2 separate regions of the Homo sapiens genome follow, and region 2 is linked to region 1. Evidence: read pairs that join two places in POLR2A ChIA-PET (ENCODE). Cell type or tissue: endothelial cell of umbilical vein. All regions are shown on one strand.

Region 1 (8,000 bases):
CCGGCAATTTGGGAGGCCGAGGCGGGTGGATCATGAGACCAGCCTGGCTAAGATGGTGAAACCCCGTCTCTACTAAAAATACAAATACAAAAATTAACTGGGCATGGTGGTGGGCACCTGTAATCCCAGCTACTCGGGAGGCTGAGGCAGAGAATTGCTTGAACCCGGGAGGCGGAGGTTGCACTGAGCCGAGATCTTGCCACTGCACTCTAGCCTGGGCCACAGAGCAAGACTCCATCTCAGAAAAATAAAAAAAAAAAAATCCTTGCATATTATACATGTGCTTTATTTCTAGTGGATAGATTCTTACTCCTAGGATAGAGAAGTGTATGTGTTTGCTACAATAACAATTAATATTAGTAATTCCTGCAGGGTTTTATGTATTTTCATTTTTGATAACTCCTGCTAGGTTTCTTTCCAAGTAAGACAGTATTTATTTGAATGGTAATTTTTATGGGTATTTACTTGCCTTTCACAATTTCTCATTATAAAAATTTATATTGATAAGTGAGGTGTAATTAGTTATATACATTTATATTATTGAATTTTAAATGTTCTTCATTTTACAAGTACCAATTTTTCCAAGTACCCTAGTAGTCTACCACCTGAGTTTCATTAAAATTGCACAAAACAGAAAAATACATATTAGTTCTGAGATGCTATAGGGGTATAAGCAAGAAAACAAAACACAAACAGGCTGCCTTCTATGAAACTATCTTCCAAATATTTTAGATCAGAAGATGGACAGGTAGATGGATAGACAGAGATATGAAAAAAAACCTCCAGTATTTGTTTTGACTTGCCAGCCACCAAATCTGGTAGGGTCAGTTTTTCTGTAATGTTAAATATGCAGGACTGGTCAAGGTCAAAGAACATTTTCTGGGAACAATAGCCATTCTCTTCATTGTTTTTTTAATGACATGGAGAAGGAAAAAAAAAAAAGGAGAGAGAGAGAGATGTGACCTTACTAGGTCCACTTCAACAAATCCTTGTTTGATTTTAACATCTCTAAGTGTCCAGCAAGGCATCAAAGGCACACAGGCAGTTTACCTTACAGCCAGTTCCAAAGTGCCATTTACAATTCAGGAGAAATGACAGGCTTCAAAAGGGGCAGTTTAAGGAAGACAAGAGCAGTAGAGAGGGGGATAGAAGAAGTGATGGAGAAGGAGGAGAGAAAGGATAAAGGATTAGGTCTGTGAGCTAACAGAGGAAAACAGCTTAATTATGGAAGAAAAGACACATGCATAGGATAGGTCGAACAGGCAGAGTTGCTGTGGAAGCACATTCCAGGAAAATCTTAAGAGATTACTTTAATAATAAACCATGCATTCTTCAGCAAGCCATCACGGGATTAACTACCCCTTTCCTAGGCTGGGAGCACAGTCATTTGTTTTATTTTATTTTTTCCTTCTCTCTCACAGGCAGGTTTTCTGCAACGGACAATTGCCATTCAAAGACTATTGTTTTTCAAACATTGAACTGACTTTTCCTCCCCTTAATTTTCTAAACATAAATTTCAGTGGTGATAAGAAAAGACCATTATTTAGGCAGGGTAAATATCTGGGTGGGCTTTGGCGTGATTCTCCAGAGGGAAAGATGTTCATTTTAGACTTGTTGAAAAGTGAACAACTTAGATGAGACAGAGACAATGTTTCACGAGGGATAAAAAGAGTTAAATTTCTTTTCTTTTTTTTTCTTAATGTGAGCAGGACATTGAATTACTGCCAGAAGCAATATCGGTGCCCTAGAGATATAAAAATACAGTTCAAACCAGAATTCTCCACTGTCGACTCTTCAGATTTCTGTGCAAAATAAGAGGTGTCTATTTTAAGTTGTAAGTGTGAGCCCACTGCTCTTAAATGAACTGTTTTCATCAAAGTCTTCTCTTGAAACTACAACTCATAGCAGATGAAATCATTTTCTTCCTCTGGCTTCTTAGACAAATCCCTTCCATTTGGTGGGGTAGAGCAAACATAAGTTAGTATTTCTTGGTAAGAGTCTTTCAAAAAAAAAAAAAATAGAATTGAGTGAGCACTTCTTAGTCTAGAAAATATTACATATTGAGGTTAAAAGAGACACCCATGTCTTTCTAATTATCAAAGTCTCTATTTGCCTGAAGTCAGCAGCCCTTTTTCCAGCTACCTAGCCAATAGAAATGAAACTGGACTTCTAGATTTTAGAAACAAAGCCTTGTGTTCTAAAATGTACTAGAATTACATTTCTCTGCATAAATGTTATAAATAGAATACTATCCTAGGACTAAAATTTGTATACTTCCTGTCATTCACACAAAGTCATTTTTTAAAATAGCAAATTACCTCTGAGGAATATTGAAAACTGCCAGCATGGCCCTCCCTGCCTCCACACCCCTAGGTGTGTCAGGGGATGAGAAATAGTAGAGGCTGGGGAAGTAGAATTCTGGGCCAGCTGTGCTGCTCTGCACCCCTCAGTCTCCCCGAACAACGGTTGTTTCAAGCCTGACCTACTTGAGAGCAGACATTGCCACTCACATTGAGCTACCCCAAATTACACAGTGGCTTTGCAGTCGAGGCTAGGCACGGACCACAAAATATATCCTTGATGTCCCACGAGCCCTATTTGAACCCTCAGTTTCCAGAGGTAAAATGCAAATCCACTGTGTTGCTTACTCGATAAAATCAATAACCCCCTCCCATCCGAGATACAATTTAGCATTTTCACATTTACTACGTGCTGCCTCTGACTTTAAACAATTAAATTTTTTTCTTAAAAAAAGGGAAAAGAGACACGTCTTTCACAAGAGTAATTTCAGAATTCTCCAAAAAGCAACAGAGCTTCTGTGGATGTTTTACAATAATTCTTGATTTTAAAATATGGAGAAAATGAATTCTCAGCTTGTTAACACTCATTAGGATTTGCTGCGGAGTACCTTCTACCGCTCAGCACTCTACGTTAACATTTTTAAATATTTTATTTCTTGCAGTTCATGTTTTTCCTAGAGTTATAGGAAGTGCTATGGAAATTCATGCAGATAAAGTCATGTTATGTGTCTACATATAGGTGTATATACACTGTAAGGGAAGCCTGTATAGAATCTCTGATTGTATCAGAATTATAACTTATTTGATAGGCTACATAGACGTGAACATGTTTTGCTCATATCGATTTCAGAGAGAATATTATTTTTATATCCATATATATGATTATATTTCATAGGTAAATACAGTATGTTTCACATATGCACACATAGATTTCCCACTAACTTAAGCGCATTTGCATCTGCAATGAGGGAGACACTAATTTCTTCTAAGGGGAGCAAATCCAATCGCGCGATCAACTTTAGAAACTGCAGATCTGCGCAGGAACCGTTGTCCCTTGTCAGAAAAGTCAGGAGTAAAGGCAGTCCTTTGTTCAAAGGGCCCCAACGGGTTGGTTAGGATGACTCCGTGTGCCACATCACTCGCAGTGGCAATCCAGGGAACGGATCTGTGAAACGAAGCTCGGTGGATCCCACCCCTTTCCTCCAGAGCTTCCCTTTCCTGTCCTTATTTGCACCCGCCCCCCGCCCGCGTCGGTCTGGGGCTTTTGACTTCTCCCCGAACACATTTCCCCTCCCGTCGCTGGGTCCCTGCGATCGCCCCCAGCTGGTGGGGCTCGCGGAGCTCAGGGGAGCGGGGTCCTCTGCGCCGCTGCAGCGCGAGTTAATAAACAGTTAAGTTTGGAAGACTCTGCAGACACGTTGAGGGGGAGTTACCAAGCCCAGGCAGCAAAAACATCCTGGCACATTCCTGGGGAGTCCTCAGCTGCCAGCATCTGATTAGAACCATATCTCTCGCCGGGAGTGGCCGCGCGGCTCCGAAGCTCCCGGCCGGCGGCTATTTAAGCGAGGCCCGCCGCATCCGCTGCGCTGTAGCCTGGAGGCTCCGGGCGCGGGGAAGTCATGCTCGCTTCACGGAGGCAATAGCTAGCCGGTGAGTAGCTTCGAAACCCTTCTTCCCTCTGGCTCCATTTTTTTTTTAAAGATCTCCTTCTCTCCTTTGCTCCCCCTCTCTCACCCCCCCGCCCCCCGCTACCCTTCTTTGAGTACAGACCTTGGGCTGTGGGGAATCTTAGAAATGAGACCCTGTGCTTGGGGAAACCAGCAGTTTTGTGGCCTGACATCTGAGGAATGCTTCCGCGGAATGTATTTACCTTTCGAATCCGACTCCAGATGCCCAGCTTGTGACATTTAACAAACGCCTCCTTTTGTGTCGTGTGTGTGTGTGTGTGTGTGTGTGTGTGTGTGTGTGTGTGTGTGTGTGTGTAAAAGGTCTGCGGGCAGCCCTCCTAGGACACTGAGGTGGCTGCTGACCGCCTAATTAACTCCTCGAAGGGTGTTTATTTTTGCTGTGTGACAAAGGCTGGGGACCTGGCTTGTGCCCATAAGGAGCTTTTTCCTGGTGACTGACAACATATGGCATTAAAATGTGAACTTTTGTCTTACACCGGCATTCCTAAGGAAGTATCTACCCAAGGGACTTAAGAAACTTGTTTTATATCCCCCGGCGCAGGGAGCATGGTTTATATGGTGCTTGCCTGCCTGTTGTAAGCTGGTTAAAAAGATTAAGTAAGAATTCTAAAAAAGGGGGGAAAAATGAATGGGTTAAAACCGTGGAGCCTCAGTCAACATAGCGGTTTTCATAGCATAGAGCTGACTCTGTTATTTGTTTCTGCTGTCTTTCCCTCTTGACTTAATTCTGAGCCTGGAATTCTGGTCCGCAGACAGTTTCAGCAGGGAGCTGAGTCCAAAGGGAAATTCAACTGGATTAAAAACACTTAAGGAATCTGGGTGTTATCTCCACCCCAACCACCCCCCACCTTTTCCCCTTTCTTTTTAGTTTTTGTTTGGAAGGAAGAGAGCCGCTCTGTAAACCGAGAAGAGCAGAAACAAGCTTCCAGACACATGGAAAGACTTAAAAATTATGGAGGGGCGACTTCACGAATAGTAAATGTTGCTATTGCTCTATAAAGTGACTTCATGAAAAAATTTCTGGCCTTAGTCAGGCAAAGCAGGGGCATGGGGGAGAAGGAGGTAAGATATAACTAATGCAAACAGAAGTAATGGGAGTGGAAAGCAGGCATCTACAAAAAATGCCTTTGAGATGTCTGATAAGCCTCTTGGAATGGCTTTGATGAGATGTATACTTGATTGTCCTTACAGTCTTGAGGTTGGCTTCTCACACAAAAGCACCTACTGGCTGTTGGGGAGGAGGGAGCTTGCAGCTACCAAATGGCTTGTCACCATGCTTCTTACCCCAGCAGCCAGACTTTGGGAGGCTACTTTTCTCTGAGCCAGGTGCCCCGCCCACTCCAGGTTCTGTGTCTCCCCTCTTGGAAGGGAGATGGCCCTCAGTGACACTGTAAGAAAGTTTATTGCCTTGAGAATTCGGGAGTATTTGAGTACAATGGGAAAGTCTTCTAGAGAAAGCATGAAGAAGACCTAGTGGTCTTTGCCAATGTGGATTTCTGGGACAGACCACTTCTTCCAAATCCTTAGTCAGTTTCCTCCTAAGGCCAACTAAATTCTTTTTCCTGTTGTTGGTGAATAACTTCCCCCTTCTTTTCCCACTCCCAGCTGGAAGGATCCCTTCTCATCCAAATGACTGACCTAGAAACCAGTCATTTTTCAGCTATGCCCTCCTATGCTTTAATGTATAACCAGAATAAGTAGATGGTAGAGGAATGTCTTCCAACTTTGAGCCCATACACGTATGTATTTGCCATTCTGGGGATCTTTGATCTTGATGGTTGATCTTTACCTGAGGATGTAAGTGAGGGAAGAAAGCACTTGTTACAAACCTTGTCTAATTTGTGAAGGGCAAACTCCAGAGTTTGTGTTTCTGCTAAAGACTTTTATAGTTTCAGATTAAACTGGAAGTCCAAATTCCTGTGCATTAGGCCTGTTTGTTGTCTTTCTCCAAAGGTTGAATGGATTTCACTGGCCTTGTTTGGGTTGAAGGGTACGGCTTTTAAGGCACTTGTTGGCATGAAGGTAGTACAGGGACCTCTGGCAGCTGCTGACCAGCTGTTTGGGGATGATATTTACTGGCCTGCTCAACCAGGCCTCGATTATCTGAAGGTTAAGGGAGCAGGAAGATATCTTCCTTGCTGAGTGCTCCTGGCCAAGCAGGAGGCTTTGCTGTGACATAGGCTCTTATGCTGCTTCATTTCTAACTCTACCCTCATATGTCCATAAACCTAAGTTTGCTACCACTGATATTTCATCTGGATAATTTTGAAGGCTCTGCGTGTTTCTCTTCCTCATTCTTTTGACCTGAGGATTTAATTATTGCTCTTCTTAAAGACAAAGCCAAGATGCTGAAATGCTTGGGAAAGCTGCTGAGAGTGAGCCCTCCTGGGGTTTGAAGTTGTCCTAATGCTCATCAGAACATACCTCCCCAGCTGGAAAGATTCGAAAGCTTACTGGCCAGGAAGGTTTAGGTAACTAACCAAACACATAAGGTTTTTTACCCTTTAGACAGAACCAGAATGGGAACCAGATTGGCAATATGAAACACCTGAGTAACAGGATGTGGTATTTTAAAATTCTCCCTGGCACTGCTATGTAATTCCAAAGTTGAAGCTGTGCCGCTGAATTGCACAAAGGTTGGCCAAAATCATATTTAGGTGAAACAGATTTTTGTTTTGTTTTGTTTTGTTTTGTTTGAGACAGAGTCTCCCTCTGTTGCCCATGCTGGAGTACACTGGCATGAACTTGACCCACTGCAGCCTCTGCCTCCTGGGTTCAAGAGATTCTGTGACCTCAGTCTCCTGATTAGTTGGGATTAGAGGTACCCGCCACCATACCTGGATAATATTTTTTTTTTTTTTTTGTAGTAGTAGTAGAGACGGGGTTTCACCATGTTGGCCAGGCTGGTCTCGAACTCCTGACCTCAAGTGATCCACCCACCTCGGCCTCCCAAAGTGCTGGAATTACAGGCATGAGCCCACCACACCCGGCCAGATGAATCAGATTTAACACCAGATATGTGTCTTTAAAGGAGACCCAACTCATAATATCAGCATATCCTGACTGGATTAACTGGTGGAAATCAGAAGGAAAGCAGACTCCTCAGTCTTTACTTAAAGACAGAAAACAAGCAAATTCCTGGTTAGGGGAACAAATGATGACTGGTACGGACACAGAGGGCTAACATTCAACACTGGCTGCCTCCAACAGGGCACAATTGGATAGTAGTTGAGAACTACCTTCTGAAGTACCATTTCCTGGGTTCAAATCTTAGCTACAGGGTTGCAGGTTACATGGCCTTGGGCACATTCCATAACCTCTCTGTACTTCAGCTTGCTTATCTGGGGAGAATAATAGTACCTACCCCAGGATTGCTGGGAAGACAGCTAATCTAATATACTTGGAATACTTTTTCCCATCTGATTTTGAAGGTTTTGTTTGTTTGTTATTACTCCCCCCTGAACAACTGAATTAAGTGTCTTTGTGAAAACTGAAAGCAAATGGAAAATTTCTTCATGAAAATTGAATACCCTTCACCTACTTGAAAAAGGTTAATTATTCAAGCACTTGATTTTAATAAAGCCAGTGCGTTTGCTTGTGCTCATGCTAGAACAGACAGGGAGTTACTCTCTGTTTTCGTCCTGGAAGCCTGCACTTTGGTTTGGTCAGGCTGACCTCGCTGGTCTCAATTAAGTCCTCCCCACACCCTCTCAGACTCCTGACAGAGAAGGAGCAATCCTTCCCCCTGAAGTCAGCATTGTCACAGAAGGAAGTGGGAAGGGAGGGACCACCCGGATTAAACTGAATGACTAGGCTAGAAATAAAAATTCTTCCGAGTGTGTGCAGGCCCCATACTATCCTTGCCCACATAGCTGGGCAGGTTGCCATGGTTACTCCCCTTCCCGCATCCTTCTACCCTGGAAGGAAGCCTGCCTCTCTAGGGGAAGTAGAATCTGAACAAATTGCTTCCTGGTCTAAAAATGGAAGTTACTAAGTGAAGTAGAATCTCCTC
Region 2 (8,000 bases), 120 kb before region 1:
TCTTTTGATCTCACCACATGCCAGCATTTTACATAAACACCATCCACAGTAGTAGAAAGAAGCCCATCTTGAGTATTGATTCCCTACACACACACACACATGACATATATATGTGAGAGGAAAGGAAGGAGGATGTAGGAAGAGTCTCAGGCTACACTGCAATTCCAAGGAATGTTCAGCCAAGTAAATGGGGAATCTTCAAGTCAAAGCCATCTTTTGATGGGCCCCATATCTCACAGTTATGGTCTGCATTGGTACCACTGTACCCCCACTGGTACGTGTGTGTGTGTGTGTGTGTGTGTGTGTGTGTGTGTGTGCTTTTGGGGGACAGGAGACTGGTTTAAGTCTCCTTTCAAAATATTAACTATTTATTTACTTCTCTAAGTAAATCCATTCACAACTTCTCACTACAGAGTAAGAAAAAAAAAAGAAAATCTTTTTTTTTTTTTGAGACAGAGTCTTACTCTGTCACCAGGCTGGAGTGCAGTGACTCAGTCTCAGTTCACTGCAACCTCCGCCTCCTGGGTTCAAGCAATTCTCCTGCCTCAGCCTCCCAAGTAGCTGGGACTACAGGCGTATGCCACCACACCCAGCTAATTTTTGTATTTTTAGTAGAGACAGGGTTTCACCGTGTTGGCCAGGACGGTCTTGATCTCTTGACCTCATGATCCACCCACCTCAGCATCCCAAAGTGCTGGTATTACAGGTGTGAGCCACTGCACCTGGCCAAAAAAGAAGACTTTCTTAGGAGAAAATGGGATATGCCTTTACAGAACCAAAAGAATAGGCATAATGTGACCGACTGTATGATTAGAAACAAATCATCTATTAGACTCAGCAGGAAATAGAACTGGAATAATGGCTGAAGGATTATAGAAAAAAATATATGAGAGCCTTGTTTCTTTAGGGTGTTAGGAAGCTCTCCTAATGAACTATTTTATTCATAAAATATTTTAGAATATTTTAACAGAACAATAAATAGTAGTCATCTGGAAAAAAAAATCAGTTCTATTCCTTGGCCCACAGATAGAAAAAGAACTTGTGTGCAATGCAGGCCATTCCTATGAGACATGGAATCTTCCAGAACTACAGAAAAGATTGTCAATTTCTGAGTCCAACAAAAACAGAGTGGCATTAATTATTGTCATCTCAGATTTTCACCTTCTCACAGCAACACCATAGTATGCTTACTTATTCATACACTCAACCAATGCCGATTTGAAAGTCACATGACAGTTCAGAGGATGGACCCTGGCTCTATCCCATTACTACCTGAGTGATGGTAACAAAGTCACTTAATCTCTCTAGGTCTCAGTTTCCTTACTTTAAAACGAGAATGATAATAGTCCTGACCTCATAGGATTTTTGTGAAGATTTAATGAACTAATGTAGGTGTGGTGGCCATGCTGTGAGAGCATAATTGATTAACAACCCCAACTACTGTTCTTTTCGCCATCATATTCCCACAGGGCTGCTCATGGCCAATGATCAAACATAGTGGGGCTACCAATGCAGACCGCTGCTGTGAGATATGGGGCCCCTCAAAAGATGGCTTTGGCTTGAAGATTCCCCATTGGCTTGTCTGAACATTCCTTGAAATTGCATTGCAGCTGGAGACTCTTTCTACCTAATCCTCCTTCCTTCCCTCTCTTCTGCCACAGGTGTCAGACCATCACTGTGGTATGAAGCATCCTGACACTTTCTGCTACTCCCTCCTGTTTTATTCTCCACAGGCTTTCATCCAACCCTAATACATTTTTTTTTCATTTTGTCCCATCAAGATGTATCCAAAGTAACACAATAGGTAAAACCAACATCTGATATGTAATAAGTTCTCAATAAAAACTATTGTTTATTATTATTAACAAATAGAATGAGAGCTGGTATAAACATGGGATGCCTGGAGAAATTCAGAGGAAGAAAATGTTATTTCAAACCAAGCATTCAGAAAGATTTTATGTATGAGATAGATTTTGAGCTAGCTGGAAAGATCTCTGAAGTGGGGTCTATTGAATATCGGGGAGGAGCAATTTCAGCTAGGAGAATAATAAAAGCAGAAACATGAAGGAGGGGTAATAGAAATGCTTCCAGATTGGCTGGAGTGTAGGGTACATGTGCAGTTGTAGTTCCATATAAGTCTAGATAAGTAGGTTGGGGATGGACTATGGAGGGAGATTTATATTAGTCAATTTTGCTATCATAATAAGTAAACCTGAAATCTCAGTGGTTTATGACAAAAGATATTTTTTTCTCATTTGTATTATATGTTGGTGAGTATGGATCAGCTGCTATGATTCTGTTTCATGTGACTTCTCATCTTAGCCTGTGACCCGGGCTGAAGGAGCAGTCCCTGATTTGGGAAACATGGTTTCCTAAGGAAAAGGACTGGCAGAAATACAGGAAAAGGGCTGGTTTTTGAAACTTCTGCTGGAAACAAGCCATATGTCATATCTGCTCATAATCCACTGGCCACATGGCCAAGCCTGACATCAAAAGAATACACCTGCCAATAGAAAAGTCACATTGTGATGGATGGGGATATATTCTCCTCTTAGGGAAGAGGGCTAAATCATTAGTAACTATAAATCAATCTACCACCAGTAAGAAGTTGACCAATGTGAACACTTGATATTTTTTAGTAGGCCGGTGACACCATCGCGGTTGTCTTTTGACATAGAGATGAATCTGGAATGTGAAAGTGGAAAGAATACTACTACTACGTGGTTCAGGCAGAAGATGATGGCAGGCCTGGCTAAAGCACTGACAGCAGGAACTTATTTGTACCCTTTCCCCAGGAACCTAACATTCCAGTCTTTATTATAAAATCTTCATAAGCAAATGGGGAAGAAAATAACATGTTAAGACTAAGCACAATTGAATCACTTTACAAGTATCTGCATATTGGGGAAGGCAGGGCCAATTCTCAAGTCTGCTCTCAGAAAACTGTGAAAGAGAAGTTGAATTTATCTTTGGAGCCCACTCTCTTCTTTGCATCTGTCTATTCACAGGAACCTACAATTTCCATCCTCATTGACAAAGTCCTATCCCACAGTGCCTTCATTTTGTCTCCAGTATACCCGGGTCTCTCACTCGCAAAGCTGCACAGGGCCTCCCAGGTAACACCCACTGTCCCCAGCCTGACCTTTCCCTTCAGCCCATCTTCCTCAAAGCACTGCACTCCCGATCAATAATGTGAGCTCTATCATCAGGGCCTCCTGGCTAGGTAAGTGGCTAGGTGTTCCCTCTAAAAATATAATTCAGTGTAAATGTTAACTTTATTCTCCTTTCCTGAAATATTTACATTTTAAGTTAATGTCTTAGATATATAACACTTTAGCTTCCAAAAAGCCATCTACTATATAGGCTAATTGAAGAAGATATGTTTTCTTAAGCAGTGCAACTTGCTAGGAGCAGATTTTAAATCAGATCACACAGGCATGTGCTGAAGTTTGTCAGGGTCTCTGCTGGGTGTTTTTTAGCAAGGTATATGGAGTGTGTGATGTGTTGTTTACCTGTCTGCACAGGGTTCATATTGACTATGTGATACCAAACGTAGCATTCCATAATCCTAGAAAAGCATTTTAATGAGGGTAATAATTTCAGAGCCAGGCGCCAATGCCTGAACTTCCAAAGACCTACAATGACCACTTCTGCATCCTATAAAGCTCCTTGCAGTGGGGAGGGATCAGTTCTCTTGCCGTAGTCCTTTCACACCCATAAATAAGCTCTAAGTCTTTGCATTTGATGGAAACAGAAAAGAATGTCATGCCAGAGAAGGGGGTGACCAGAAACCAGCACTGCTTTGGCAAGTATGCATGCAATATAAGAAATCTTTCACCTACAAGTGCCCTGGTAGAGGCAATTCTTTTTTTTTTTTTAACTCAATGATTCTAACAGCATAAGCCCTCAGGTGAATAAATAACCTACTACTTTCTTGCCAGTAGCACCAGGTCATATAATCTGTGGCCTGGAAGCTCCATCACCACACAGGTGCCACCATGCCTGGAGCTTTGTGGGACTTTTAGCACCAGGTTCCCTTCCATGGGAAACAGAGTGACATCTACTTGCTCCTACTGCAGGTAAGTTAAAAGGCATCCATTCATGGTAACAGTCTGAGTGGAGTCAAGGGACATAAAAGGGCAACAAGGCACAGAAACCTAACTGGAGAGGCTAGGAGACTTGGGCTGACTTGGCAGATGACAAGCTTTGTTGCAGATTTTAAAAATAATGTTGCTTTAAGAACAGAAAGCAAGCCAAGCCAAGAAACATCGACAGTAAGTTTTCCTTCTTTTTCCCCCCTAAGATATGCTGAAGCCAGGTTTAATTTTATGTCAGGAAAGAATTCCCTCCTGAGACTTTCCTGGCTACGGTTCAGTTGAGAATAATGTTTTCCAGCCATGTTTCCAGAGTCCCTGAAAAGTTGAAAGGAAGTTACGAAGCTCTCACTTTGTATCAGCAGGGGGAGCTGTTATGATAAAGAAACTATGTGGTTTCTTCCTGTGAAATGAAATTGTCAACGTTCTCAACATTTCATTTTCGGGACCAGGGAATACTTAAAGAATGAAATATTGACAGATACTAGCAGCTTTTATACGTCTTATTTTAACGCAAACCCCTTCGTGTTATTTTAAAACGTTATTAAATAAATGTTAAATTCCAGAGTAAACAATTTTTAATCAGAAGGAAAAAGCCTTAGATATTTGTATAAGTTGCCTGTATACATGCCATATTTGTATAAAAAGCCTGCAGAGCATAAGAGTATTTCATGATACTTCGATCACCACGTAATGTAACATATCTCATACTACCTATTGCAATCCCGAAGTCTCTGATGGAAATGGTTGTCTAAAATGGGATTTCCAGGGTATATAAAAGAGCCATTATAATAGCCTCATAAAAACTTAGCTCCCTTTACCACATAAGATATGTTGATGCTGCCATCAACATATCTGTTTCACAAACATCAACTTATCTGTTTAGTACATTCTGGTTTTCAAATTGCTTGGGCCCATTTAAAAATTGAGGGGGAGGAAAGTAGGCAGGCCAAACTCTCTGCTTATTAAAACCAGTCTTTACACTTCTGATGGTTTGTTTTGAAGTCCTACATTACAGCCACACAATGTGATTCCCACCAAGTTAAGGATTAAATGACTATTAACATCTTAAGCAATTATCAAGCTCACACACCTCTTATAACTTGTTTTCTTCTAGCATCAACAAAACACTTACCTGTAGGAACTTCAGAAGTTAAAATCTGAAAAATATTGATATCTCTCATAGACATTTCTGTGGCTGCTGTATATACATTATTGTCAACTATGCCCCCTAAGTAGACTTCCAGGGAAGGCTGGCCAAAGAGAATGCTGAAGTTCAGGTGAATTGAGTCCTGGAAAAGATGGACTTCATGGGGAATTGATTGGGACATAGGGGATTCAAGAACAGAAGAGACGATTTTCAAGGAAGAATTTGAAAATCAATGATCTCTCAGACCAGGTGTATAAGCAATACAATCACCTTAAAGGCTGATATTATATGGGCTAAGGAGTTTCATTACAGCAAAGCATTTCAGATTCTCAGAGATATTATGGGGAAAAGGATATGAGAAGGCAATAAATTGTCCAGAAAATAGACTGAAACTGATAGAGGGCTGGCAGTAACAGAGTCAGCAAGCAAAGAATACAGTATGCAATATACGTCTTTTTTTTTTTTTTTTTTTTGAGATGGAGTCTCACTCTGTTGCCCAGGATGGAGTGCAATGGCACAATTTTGGCTCACTGCAACCTCCGCCTCCCAGGTTCAAGCGATTCTCCTGCTTCAGCCTCCTGAGTAACTGAGATTACAGGTGCCTGCCACCATGCCAGGCTCATTTTTGTATTATTAGTAGAGACGGGATTTCACCGTGTTGGACAGGCTGGTCTCGAACTCTTGACCTCCGGTGATCTGCCCATCTCGGCCTCCCAGTACTGGGATTACAGGTGTGAGTCATTGCACTTGGCCAGTATGCAATATATATTTATGCAGTGGAGGTAGAAGAATTGAGGGAACAGAGAGAATTCAACAGAACTCATTCAATAATAGCCGAGTCTTCCCTCAGAAGAGTTTTGAGAGAAATAATTGTTAATATCCTATAGCATCATGAAATACTTTGTATATCTGCTCTCAATAAAAAAGAGCTAACATATCAGCTATTTTCAAATATGACTAGCTTACAGTAATATCCTTTCTGATATACTTATCAGCTGGGCTGTCACTGGATACAGAAAGTTCTGAAGCATCTTGTAACTGGCTAGGTACTCATTCTGAACTGTGGCCCAAGCAGGGCTAACATGTCTCTTGGGGCTAACATGTTTGTTTCTTCTTTACACAATGAACTCTTTTTAATTAGAATAAGACTGTGCATTCTGTGTGTCCTCCAAGGGGACCCTGATCTCCAGAGACTTCATTAGAGATGTAGTGAATGAGATATTACCTGTCGGATCCAGCAATAAATCAGTAATGGAAGGTTTGCATTGATAGTAGTCTGGGGTTGAAATTGTTCTTTCTTTGCAGACGTTCAATGAATTTCAATAATTTTACATAAACATCTCATTTATTAAGCAGTATTAACTTAATCAGAAATAAGAAGGCTTTGTATTTCTAAATCATTCTTTTCCAATTATTTTATACCAACACTTCATTCTCCTCTGGCATCTAAGGTAGCTCCATAGTTTCCAGTTGCTTTCTGATATTAAGGCTTAGTCCAATTTAAAACATCAAACATTAGTTTATTCTCCCCTTCTTTCCTCTTCCACTTTACCCAGTGCAAGTAGGAACGGGCACCCTCTCTAATTAGGAGTCTGCCTCAGGTACACCATCACCTTGCATTCCCCTTGTTGTATTCCTCTTCATGGTATCGAGCTGAGAGGTAGAACAGGGAAAGGAAAGAGTGTAATGCTAGCAGGCTGCTATCATAACCTTTCCCTCTTGGTTCCTGCTGTTTTTCTGGCCAGCACAGCCTAGCTGTTGATATCATCTGCAAGGCAGGCCTTCAAATTCTAGCTCTGGGGAATAAAGGTATGAGTTTTTGGAGCTTCAGTGATTTTAAGCCAACTTTTTCAAGCCCCTGAGCTCTCACTGCTGGCCATATAGTGCATGGCCTCGTGTTGCCGGGAATCTGTCTTGGAAAGGAGGTTGAACAAGCCCAGCTACATTCAAAGTAGCATCCACTTGAACCTCAGGCATCACCTGTCTTGGCTCTGAAACTGGGTGAATCCACACTACCCCTACATCTCTTCTCTCTCCAAGACTGTTCTCCCCTGCTCCTATGATGAAGAGGTAAATCCACAAGTCCTTTTCCTCAGCAGATGTCCAATTAGGTAACTAAATTATATGACAGCCTTTGTAAATGAGTCTCTTAGAGCCTCTCAGGAGGTTTTAGGAAGAAAGACCAGGTACTCTAATTTCCCTTCCCTCCCTTGGGGAAGGCAGGGAATTTCCTCTTATCTCAAACGCACCGCATTCTAATGACCCTTGGATCTGCTCCTCTCTGTCTTGTTCCCAGTCTTATTATATAGAAGACGGAGGCTGGCAGCAGTTTGCTGCATCCATCACCTCTTAAGAAGCTTTGGCTCTGACTCTGGTGACTGTCAGTTCAGATATTAAATACTTTCCTGTCCTCAGCCTTGGTCCTAATTACCAACCTCAGAAGTCCCACTAAGAGCTTCTTACATGTGGAAGGTAAACAAAGTTCCTTGGAAGAAAAAAAAAAAAATACAGATAACATACGGATATTTAGAATAGGTATTTGGCCTCAGTTGGGCCGCTGTTAAGATTTTTTCATCATCATCCATTAATTCAACATATTTAGCAAATAAGAACTAAATGCCTACCACAAGTTGAACAAAATGATAGACTCTTATAATTCAGAGAAGAAGAAAATGTATTCCCTGCTCTCTAAATGCCATTTCCTACTGTATAGTATTTAAAATCCAGGACTGTGGATGCCAGTGTGAAGGTAGGGG

The links. Peaks named below come from ENCODE experiments on the same cell type or tissue, not always from the same donor. Only the 100,000 strongest peaks of a DNase experiment are listed, where the experiment ranks them.
Region 2: POLR2A ChIA-PET joins it to region 1 with 36 read pairs; 16 of 35 experiments call an interaction of 5 or more read pairs at or near these places.

What each region holds. Positions count from the first base shown.
Region 1 is chr5:39,420,754-39,428,753 of GRCh38, reverse strand. DAB2 (DAB adaptor protein 2) reads left to right here and starts at 3,774. Exons shown (of 15, transcript NM_001343.4): 1 at 3,774-3,950. In endothelial cell of umbilical vein, a CTCF peak has its summit at 3,627 (motif pointing left); DNase peaks (open chromatin) are centred at 983, 1,793, 3,623, 7,803 and 3 weaker places; H3K4me3 peaks cover 4,332 bases; H3K27ac peaks cover 6,648 bases.
Region 2 is chr5:39,544,199-39,552,198 of GRCh38, reverse strand. No RefSeq gene overlaps it. Among named protein-coding and RNA genes, the nearest start is that of LINC02104, 28 kb to the right of the region's middle. In endothelial cell of umbilical vein, a CTCF peak has its summit at 4,438 (motif pointing right); a DNase peak (open chromatin) is centred at 4,458; H3K27ac peaks cover 583 bases.